Regions from separate parts of the Mus musculus genome. Here region 2 is linked to region 1. A link is a contact called in ENCODE POLR2A ChIA-PET data. All regions are on one chromosome and are shown on one strand. The core of a region is the stretch at or near the end of the contact, and the rest is flanking DNA. Distances in the headings are between cores, read along the strand shown. Region 1 holds the start of Hkdc1 (hexokinase domain containing 1). Region 2 overlaps Hk1 (hexokinase 1).

Region 1 (4,700 bases), core at 1,014-3,513:
GGTTTCCCCATCAGGGAGGCTGTTATGTCAGTCTGGGTAAAGTATGTAATCATTTCATGAAGACTGGCCTAAGGCAGACTTCCGGTGCGTTGAAAAGAGGCAGCCGTGAAAGGCCCCAAGCAGGCAGCGGTCAGTCATTGCTGTCACTGGGAAGAGTGTGCAGAAGAGCAGGCAGAGTTGAGGATATAAGCTGACCAGAATGACACAGCTTATCCAGAGGCCACCTGGTCAGTGGAAGCCAAGAGACACTGGGTGCCCGTAGCCATCTAGTTGGCTGATTTGTTTTGTTTTGTTTTTTCGAAACAGGGTTTCTCTGTATATCCCTGGCTGTTCTGGAACTCACTTTATAGACCAAACTGGCCTCGAACTCAGAAATCTGCCTGCCTCTGCCTCCCAAGTGCTGGGATTAAAGGCATGTGCCACCATGCCCGGCTAGTCGACTGAATTTTACAGTGTGTTTTCTTAGTGTTTGGAAGAGTGGAGTCAGGACTTTGTTTTTCAGGAAACCCCTTTCCCTGTTGGGGAGGGTCTACTGAAATGCTGTCTGTGCTTAACTTTCCAGCTTTGCTGAAACTTCAACCTCGCAGAGTCTTAGTAGTTACCAGATGAGCACTGGGTGGAAGGTGCGTTGGAGAGTTGGCCTTGAGTACTGGTCATGAGCTGGGCTCTGGAATCACATTTCTGGGGTTGCTTCCTGGCTGAAGCATTCACAACCGTGATTTTGAGGAAGACACTAAGCACTTCAGGGCCAGCTTCCTGATCTATAAGATGGGATGAATAAAGTCCCCATCCATGGCAGCGGCTGCTAATGACTTCACACCCAGACATTCTGGGCTAGCTGCTACAAAATGGTCTGTCTAGATACTCTGGATGCACATGACCTTTAATAGTCATTAAGCCTCAGGTTACTTAGCTAACTCACACCTGAAGGGGACATGCTCTCCTGTGCTTAGACAACACACAGTACGCCTTATAACACGAACAGCCTTTGCTGTCCTTTGCCTCAGTGAAATCCCATAGGCTGCCTGCCTGCCTGCCTCACTCCCAGGCTACTGGACACTGTAGAAGTCTTTGATTTTGGTTGTTTTCCTTCTGCCCACTCCTTGTCATAATCTCATATCCCATCCTGGAGTGGATGGCCTTGCTGGCCATCACTGAATTCACTAACCAGCCAGTGGCTGGGAGGACTGCAAAAGGTTGTGTTCCCATGTGGCAGATCCTTCTCATACCACGCATGGTGAGAGCAGAGGGCAAGAAACCAGGTGTCTCAATGGTAGTACATCCTTCCTGCGCAGCACTCCAGCAGGGCCTGGTGGCTTCCATTCTTAATGCCCCCACCTCCCAACACACACACACACACACACACACACACACACACAGAGAGAGAGAGAGAGAGAGAGCAGCCCCAAGCTACTAAAGGCTGTCTGGCTTACCACTGTGGAGTATTGATTACTTCTCATTAGCTTATCTGCCACAGTAGAGGAATTGTCTCAGCATTTTTTTTTTTTTTTGAATCTGCAGGACCAGGACACTGCTTAGCCTTAGTTAAGATGGTGCCTCAGAAGCCAGGCAGCAGTGGCACACAGCTTTAATCCCAGTACTCGGGAGGCAGAGGCAGGTGGATCTCTGAGTTCGAGGCCAGCCTGGTCCACAGCCAGAGCAGCCAGTTTTACACAGTACTCCTTATAACACGAACTCCCTCTCAACAGCAAAAGGAATTAAGGCACTGGGGCAGGGGTGGGGAGGGCAGCTCTAGAGTGCTTACCTAGCTTCTATGACGTCCTGGGTTCAAGCCCCAGCAGGAAAGGAAAAAGTATTTAAGAGACTTTATTGGAAAAGATACAGGGAGCCAATACCAGTGAAACCCATCTGGAAACAAAAAACAAAACCAAAGACGCTGCCTAGGATACCAGGAGTCTACAGTCCTGTTGCCTCGCTGAGAAGAGGAATTCTGGAACTGGGATTTAGTTCATAAATTGGCTCTGTTTTGCTCCCCCCACCCCACCCCCAACTTCTCACAAGCTTTTCCTTAGCTGAGTGGTCTTAGAGCACAGGCCTTAGTGTGTCACTTAGCAACAAGATTTTCTCGATGCTCAGTTCTCAAATAGTCAAGTGAGCCATCAATCCCCAGCCTTCCCCTCTGCTTACCTTCAGCTCCCACCAGAGCCTCCTGTTAGACAATCGAGTGTGTGGCGGAGGGAGGGACCAAAGACGGGCGAAGTTTAATCATTGAACCGAGCAGCTGGAAGTATTTAGCCCAAGCACCCACCTCCCCGCCCAAACTAGAGGCGTGCAGCACTCCGCAGACAGAGAGTGTACTGAAGACTCGGCGCTCTCGGGAACAACCGCACTTGGGAACATGTTTGCAGTACACTTGGTGGCGTTTTACTTCACCAAGCTGAAGGAGGACCAGATCAAGAAGGTAAGGACTCTGAAGCTGAGGTGTCTGGCCCAGTCTACGCTGACAGACCCAACAGACTCCCTCTCAACAGCAAAAGGAATTAAGGCACTGGGGCAGGGGTGGGGAGGGCAGCTCTAGAGTGCTTACCTAGCTTCTATAACGTCCTGGGTTCAAGCCCCAGCAGGAAAGGAAAAAGTATTTAAGAGACTTTATTGGAAAAGATACAGGGAGCCAATACCAGTGAATGTCTCAGGGAGGAAGAGGTAGTAAGTGTCCCACATTGCTCATTGTCCCTCGTCCCGGCTTTCAGTCAGAGCCTCTTGGCAAATATGGGAAATTGGAAGTCTTCAAAAAGTTCTAGGAACTTTGTGCCCAATTCAGGGCCATTTAGGGGCAAGGCCACGACGAAGGTGAGTCGTTTATAAAGAAAGAGATCTTTTTGTTTGTTTGTTTGGTTGGTTTTTCGAGACAGGGTTTCTTTGTATAGCCCTGGCTGTCCTGGAACTCACTTTGTAGACCAGGGTGGCCTCGAACTCAGAAATCTGCCTGCTTCTGCCTCCCAAGTGCTAAGATTAAAGGCGTGTGCCACCACGCCCGGCTAGAAAGAGAACTTTTAAAAGTGCATCCGATTATTCATGTGTTTGAAATCAAATGGAAATAAAGGCACCAAGAGAAAACCTGGGGTTTATTTTATGATTTTGACACAGGGTCTTATATGGCCCACTCTGGTCTGAGACTACAATCTCAGTCTCCCAAGTGCCTGGAATTACAACCTACTCGGCATGGCTGGCATGTACATTTTAACACAGTTGTAATTTTCAGCATGTCCTATTGTCCTATTAATAGGTCAGAGTTTTTTGGCTACTTTGCCCCAGCTACAAAATCAAGATGGGCTCTAGTTGACTGATGAGACCAGGATTATCTCCTGGCAGCTAAAATGAGTGCAGCCTGTGTCCCTGGTCACACTCACTGGCTGCTGACAGCTGCAAGGAGGAGGATGTAGCATCTCCATTGACAACAGGAGTCCTCTGGGCAACCAGACTCTGCCAAGGTCACCCGGGCACTAACAGTACACTGAAACTGGCAGATGCCTCCTCTAGCCTTCTAAATGCTTTTCAAACTTTGAAAGAAGAAGTATGGCCCCCTTGTAGCCCCTTCTTTGCTAGTGGGTAAACGCCGCCTGTCTGCAGTCCATGAGAGCCAGGGCAAGCCGGAGAGTAGAAACCCATTTGCTTTGACAGCTTTTCATTCTGTCATTTGTTGGACTAGATTCCCAGAACCCCCTCTGCTGACTGCTTGAGGGGTGTAAAGTCCTTTGCAGCCCTGTTTCAGAACTCATTGCTGTTTCTCCCAGCTGGGCGGAGAGGCCAGCCCTAAGGATAATCTTTGAGACTGAAACCTTTAGTTTGCAGTCACTTCATCCCCCCGACTCCGTACAGTGGCTCACCTTTTGTTCTAGCCTGGGATAAGGCTGGAGCATGTTTGTCCACCAGCCCAGGAACAGGTTCAAACAAGGCATTCCAGAGCCTCTGTCAATACCTGGGTTGAGTTCCTCCCCTCACGGTGAAAAGCAAGAAAGTCATGAATCCCCCAAGCCTAATCAAGGGCCCAGCAGGTCTCTTGGGCTTGTGAGTAGACTGGTTTGTAGCCAGTCTGACTCACAGCTTGGAGGACATTCCTCCACAGGCCAAAAACAGCTCGTCTAAAGGCAAAGTGTGTTGTCTGTGTGGTAATTCAGTGGTTCCTGTCCGACGGTTTACACGCTTCCTGCCCCTGGAGTTGTCAAGGTCCTGGGATGCTTGCCTTCCAAGATTATTCATTAGACCCTTGCACTGTGTTTGGAAATCTCAGAATGACAGGAAGTCAAAAAGAAGGCCACTGTCTGACATTCGTTTCCAGTTCAATATATTGATGTATTTGACCTATTGATAAAGCTGGGTTGCACCTGGTCATTGACTCTCAGAGATGGTTCATTCATAAGAACAAGGCAGACGGGGCCTTCAGTGTGTGTGTGTGTGTGTGTGTGTGTGTGTGTGTGTGTGTGTGTGTTCACAGTTTAGTATGTCAACATTGCAAAGTTATGTGTGTGTTTGTGTGTGTGTGTGTGTTCACAGTGTCAACATTGCAAAGTTATGGGGATGTTTACTTGAACACACCTTTAATTTCCCTCAAGTCCCAAGCCCTCTTGTGTGCTCTGTAGGCAGCCTTGCACTCTGCTCCTGGTGTGCTTTTATGATTAGGTTGGCACGAATTCTGCATCAGCTCTGATTGCTTCTGTACATATGTCTCCATCATCTCC
Region 2 (4,787 bases), core at 486-2,985, 110 kb after region 1:
AGGCCACCAGTTTCTTGCCCTGCCATGCCCAGCCAGGCTGGAGCTGAACTGAACTCCTCTTGAACTCAGTCTAATTCTCCTCCCTCCCTGTCCTTCCCCCAGATTGATAAGTATCTGTATGCCATGCGGCTCTCTGATGAAATTCTGATAGATATCCTGACACGCTTCAAGAAAGAGATGAAGAATGGCCTCTCCCGGGATTATAACCCAACGGCCTCCGTCAAGATGCTGCCAACCTTTGTCCGGTCCATTCCGGACGGCTCAGGTGAGTCTCTGAGAGGTCTGGGAGGCTCCAGCTCTGTGAGCTGAATGCTCTGTGAAACCTGTCTTTCCAACAGATGAGCTCATGTGTTCATGTTACCCATTCACAATTCTAGCCATTGATCCAACTTCACCCTCTGTCCTTCTATCCACTCACCCACCCACCCATCCACCCATTTACCCACCCACTTACCCACCCATCCACCCACCCATTTACCCACTCACTCACTCACCCAACCACCCACCATTCCTCGTTCCCACATTGAGCCAGTTATCCCTCCCACCGTCCATAAATCAACCCATGTGTCGTATGCCTGCCGGACATCTACCATGCGCCAGGCGCCAATGACACCACACTGGACAATGCTGGCTTACCTACCCCCAGGATTATGTGACACTGGGAAAGTTCAGCATTTAGGGCTCTTCAGGTGCCGTGGGGGGTCATCATCTCTCCAGTAAAGCAAGGGTTTGTTCTGGGAGAATCCCAGGCACCAGGTCACATTTCCTGTGGCCAGGTGGGTCTTGGGCTCAGAGGTGGGACATTTCAAGTCCTCATTTGGACAAATTCCCTACACAATAAGTTAAGGTAGCCCCAAGAATTCCCCTTTTAATCTGCATTCTTGTGGCTCCTGCCTGCTTCAAGGAGTCGAAGGATTCCCCAAGGACTGGCAAAATTGCTTTCTGGGAAATTAGCAGCTGCGAGGTCCTGGCTTCATTTGCTCGCTGGCAGCCATTTTGCCCAGCCAATTCATAGTTAACTACTAGTTTGCAAAGGTGGATGCTGAAGCCACACCATCACTAGAATGGGGGCTCACCCACCCTATGCCATGAGGGGAGCTACATTCCAGGAAGTCAAGTTTCTTTTTTTGAGTTTACACCTATGGGTGTGGCCTACACACTTCCGAGATTTCTTTCCCCCCACTTTGGAGGCCTGGATTTTCAGTCTTGTCTAGCGGATTTTGAGAAGTAGTTCATGTGCCGATCCCAGCAAAGGGCAAGTGCTGGGCTTGCTGTGTGTGCAATCTGGCTGGAGCCGGAATAGTCCTGGCTATACCTGGCCTTGAGAATGTCCACAATGAGTCTTAGGATCGGTTACCACTTGGTGGCGTTGGGATTCACCGTCTGCACACTGGTGTCTCTGTCTCTGATGATGTCTTTGTTCAAGAATTGAACTGGATCCACTCAGGACCTTTTTGTCTGTTCAGGGGTTGGTTCAGCTTTTGAAGCGGTTCTGGCCGACCGAGTGACCCTGGCTGCTGTTTCCTGAGTGTGTTCCGGTGCCTGTGGCTGGGGATGGGAGCCCCTTGTGTTCACTCTCAGTTTTTCTCAGCCCTGGATTGACCCACAAGCAGGCAAAGAATCTGTCCCGTGTCTGAGCTGAGGTCAGCCGGTGACTTTGGCCCGCTGAGTCGGGAGGGAGTTGGGAGTGGCGAGTGAGCTGGGCTTGGGAACTTGGAAGGTGACCCGTGAGCCTGTGTAACCAGGAAGGAGGAGCTGGGAGTGAGAGGAAGAAGTTCTTTCTGAACTGTGTCTCCCACCAGTGCCCTCCTAGTACCCTTAGTACCCCTCCCCCGCTGTGGCCCCTCCCCCGCCTTTCCCACCATCCATTTCCAGGGTTTAGGGTCTCAGAGTGGGACAGTAGTAACCTGGACACTTTTTTCCCCCAGTTAAGCTTCCAGACCAGGCCCACACATTCAGGGAATACCCTGTTCTCTAGTTCCCTCTTGGAGACAGCTCCTCACTCCCCCCCTGCCCCCCCCCCCAGTACCAAAGCTCCTGGGCAGTTGAGCACAGAGGGACCTGTTTACTTCAGCACAGCCGCTTCCCCAGAATGCTTCCACATCTCATTTATCTGGAATCTCTTATTCTTAAAAAGCCCCTGAAACCTGGATTGTTTTGTGTAGCATGCCCGTCGCCCCTCCCCCCCCCCCCCCCGCTTCCTTTCAGTTATTCATAATCGGCCCTGCGGCATTTTTTTCTTCATTAATGTTTCATCAGATAATGGTGTGCCTCACAAGCAGTGGTATCTTAACCGTGATGAGTCACGGAGCTATGCACAGAGCTATGTACCCCGTATCGGGGTACAGTTGGGACACAGTCACAGGGTTTGAGGAATCCGAGGCAGCAGTCTGGGCCTTCAACCTCCTTCCCCCCAACCCCCTTCCTCTGGTGCTGATAGGATCAATACAGATCAGTATTAATAAGAAGAGTGAGGAAAGGAGAAGGTGAATCCATCCATCCATCCATCCATCCATCCATCCATCCATCCATCCATCTATCTATCTATCTATCTATCTATCTATCTATCTATCTGGAACTCACCTTCCTCTGCGCCCCCCCCCCCAAGTGCTGGGATTAAAGGTATGAAGTTTGTTTGTTTGTTTCCCGTATGTATGAATGTTTTGCCTGCATGTAATGTGTGTATGTGCTCCACGTACTTGGGTCCTGTGAAGTCAGAAGAGGGCATCAGATGCCCTGCAACTGGAGTTGTGGAGGGTTACGAATCTTCAGGTGGGTGCTGGAGACAGAACCTGGGTCCTCCACAAGAGCAGCCCCTGCCCTTGACCCCCGAGCCATCTCTCCGCCCCCCTTGGATGTTTTTAATGGAAAGTATTCCCCATGCAGTTTCTCTCCGCTGACTCTCATTCCTGAGGGGTCCCCCTGCCCCATTTAGTGCAAAAGGTATTGTAGGTCTTGGTTAGCCTGGGAGCTATGGGATGCTATACATTCTTGGATGTTTGTTTCCCTGTCATGGGTCACAGCAAGTTCTTTACAAAGGAGAAGCCACAGACAGTTTTCTGAAAACATACGGGCATACCATTATCTTTTTCCATTCGAAGCAGAAAGATTTATTTGAGTATATTCTTCCTTTCCTTTCCTTTCCTTTCCTTTCCTTTCCTTTCCTTTCCTTTCCTTTCCTTTCCTTTCCTTTCCTTTCCTCTCCTCTCCTCTCCTCTCCTCTCCTCTCCTCTCCTCTCCTCTCCTCTCCTCTCCTCTCCTCTCCTCTCCTCTCCTCTTCTTCTTCCTTCCTTCCTTCCTTCCTTCCTTCCTTCCTTCCTTCCTTCCTTCCTTCCTTCCTTCCTTTCTTTCTTTCTTTCTTTCTTTCTTTCTTTCTTTCTTTCTTTCTTTCTTTCTTTCATTTTTCCTTTTCTTTCCTTTTCTTTTCTTTCTTTCTTTCTTTCTTTATTTTTTTTTTTTTTTTTGAGACCTGTAGGCCTAGGAACTCCTATAAATCAGGGCTGGCCTTGAACTCACAGAGATCCACCCACCCTGCCTCGAGTGCTGGGGTTGAAGGTGAGGGCCGCCACATGCTATTTCCCTTCGGTTTGAGATGGGGTCTGCTATAGCACTGGCCACCTTGGAAGCTGCTGTGCACCTGAGGGCGACTTGAAGTTCGGGTGACACCCAGCTTTCATGGCTGCTTCAGGTGGAGTTGAGGATAAGGACTGTCATCGGAGCTGGCTTGCAAGCAGCTCACTCCCAGAGCCAGGCACTCCCAGGAGGCAGCAGTTTCTGTTTGTCGTGTATTCCAGCACAGGCTGGGGCTCGGAGGCACCTGCATCTGTGTTTGCTTTCCATTATTTTCTGCTAATAATGGCCATCATTAGAAGGGCAGAGAGGTGCAAGACCCTTCAAAGCGCTGCTTAATGAGCCTCCTCTTGAAGAGTGGCTCTTTCAAACTACAGCACTATGGGAAACGCTGGGAGGGGTTAGGGCAGGAGGCCCCGTGGGGGCGGGGAGAGGCCGATTTGAAACTAAAGACACAAAGAGGAAGTTGGACAGAAGCCTGAACTCCAAGTAAGAGGAGGGAAAGAGAAATAAAATCCAAACTAATGGAGAAGGCTCCAGCACTCTGACTCTAGTTCAGCATGACCTTGGAGAACTTACTTCAGTCTCAGCCTCCCTTTGCCTCTTCTGTTAAATGGGTGTGAGGGAGTCTGGTACTTAGGATTCCAGCCTTTGGGAAGGCTGAGGCAGGAGAAATGCCATGAGTTCCTCCGTTTATTTTTTTATTTTTTATTTTTTAAAATTGATTGAGGAGCTGGAGAGATAGCTTAGCAATTAAGAGTCCTGACTGCTCTTCCAGAGGTCCTGAGTTCAGTTCCCAGCAACCACATGGTGGCTCACAACCATCTGTAATGGAATCGATGCCCTTTTCTGGTGTGTCTGAAGACAGCTACTGCATACTCATATACATAAAATAAATAAATCTTAAAATTTTTTAAAATGAACCGAATAACATAATAAACAGAAAAATAAGGGCATGGTTCTCCTCGCTCTGACTGCTGTAAAAGACGGGATTAAGTGGAAGGACCTGTAGGGTACTGTAAGAAGCATAGCAAGTTCTATCAGCATTGCCCGCATACTCTAGTTCCTTGGGAGGGCCTTGCTGTAGGCTCTCAGCTATGGGACCCCCGTCCTGGGGCTGTGTAAGCCCAGCCTTTGCCAGGATGAGGGTTTTAGAGCTCGCTGGTATTGCTGATATTGTGGAAGGAGACAGAAGGGGAAACACAGCCAATGCTCTC

Evidence for each region. ChIA-PET counts read pairs that join two places held with the same protein, here RNA polymerase II (POLR2A).
Region 2: POLR2A ChIA-PET joins it to region 1 with 14 read pairs in embryonic stem cell. The contact joins the enhancer-like site here to the promoter of Hkdc1 in region 1. POLR2A ChIA-PET finds 5 or more read pairs at or near these places in 2 of 5 experiments (Patski and embryonic stem cell).

The regions. Positions count from the first base shown.
Region 1 is chr10:62,420,020-62,424,719 of GRCm38, reverse strand. Hkdc1 (hexokinase domain containing 1) reads left to right here and starts at 2,263. Exons shown (of 18, transcript NM_145419.1): 1 at 2,263-2,422. The coding sequence starts at 2,360. It overlaps Gm30322 (a long non-coding RNA gene), which reads right to left and starts at 2,214. Exons shown (of 3, transcript XR_380484.3): 1 at 2,149-2,214.
Region 2 is chr10:62,310,864-62,315,650 of GRCm38, reverse strand. Hk1 (hexokinase 1) reads left to right here. Exons shown (of 18, transcript NM_001146100.1): 2 at 103-265. Among named protein-coding and RNA genes, the nearest start is that of Hk1os, 27 kb to the left of the region's middle. Within about 2 kb of position 1,735, at least 1 of the 3 ENCODE cell types and tissues checked has a DNase peak (open chromatin) inside an H3K27ac peak, as active enhancers do.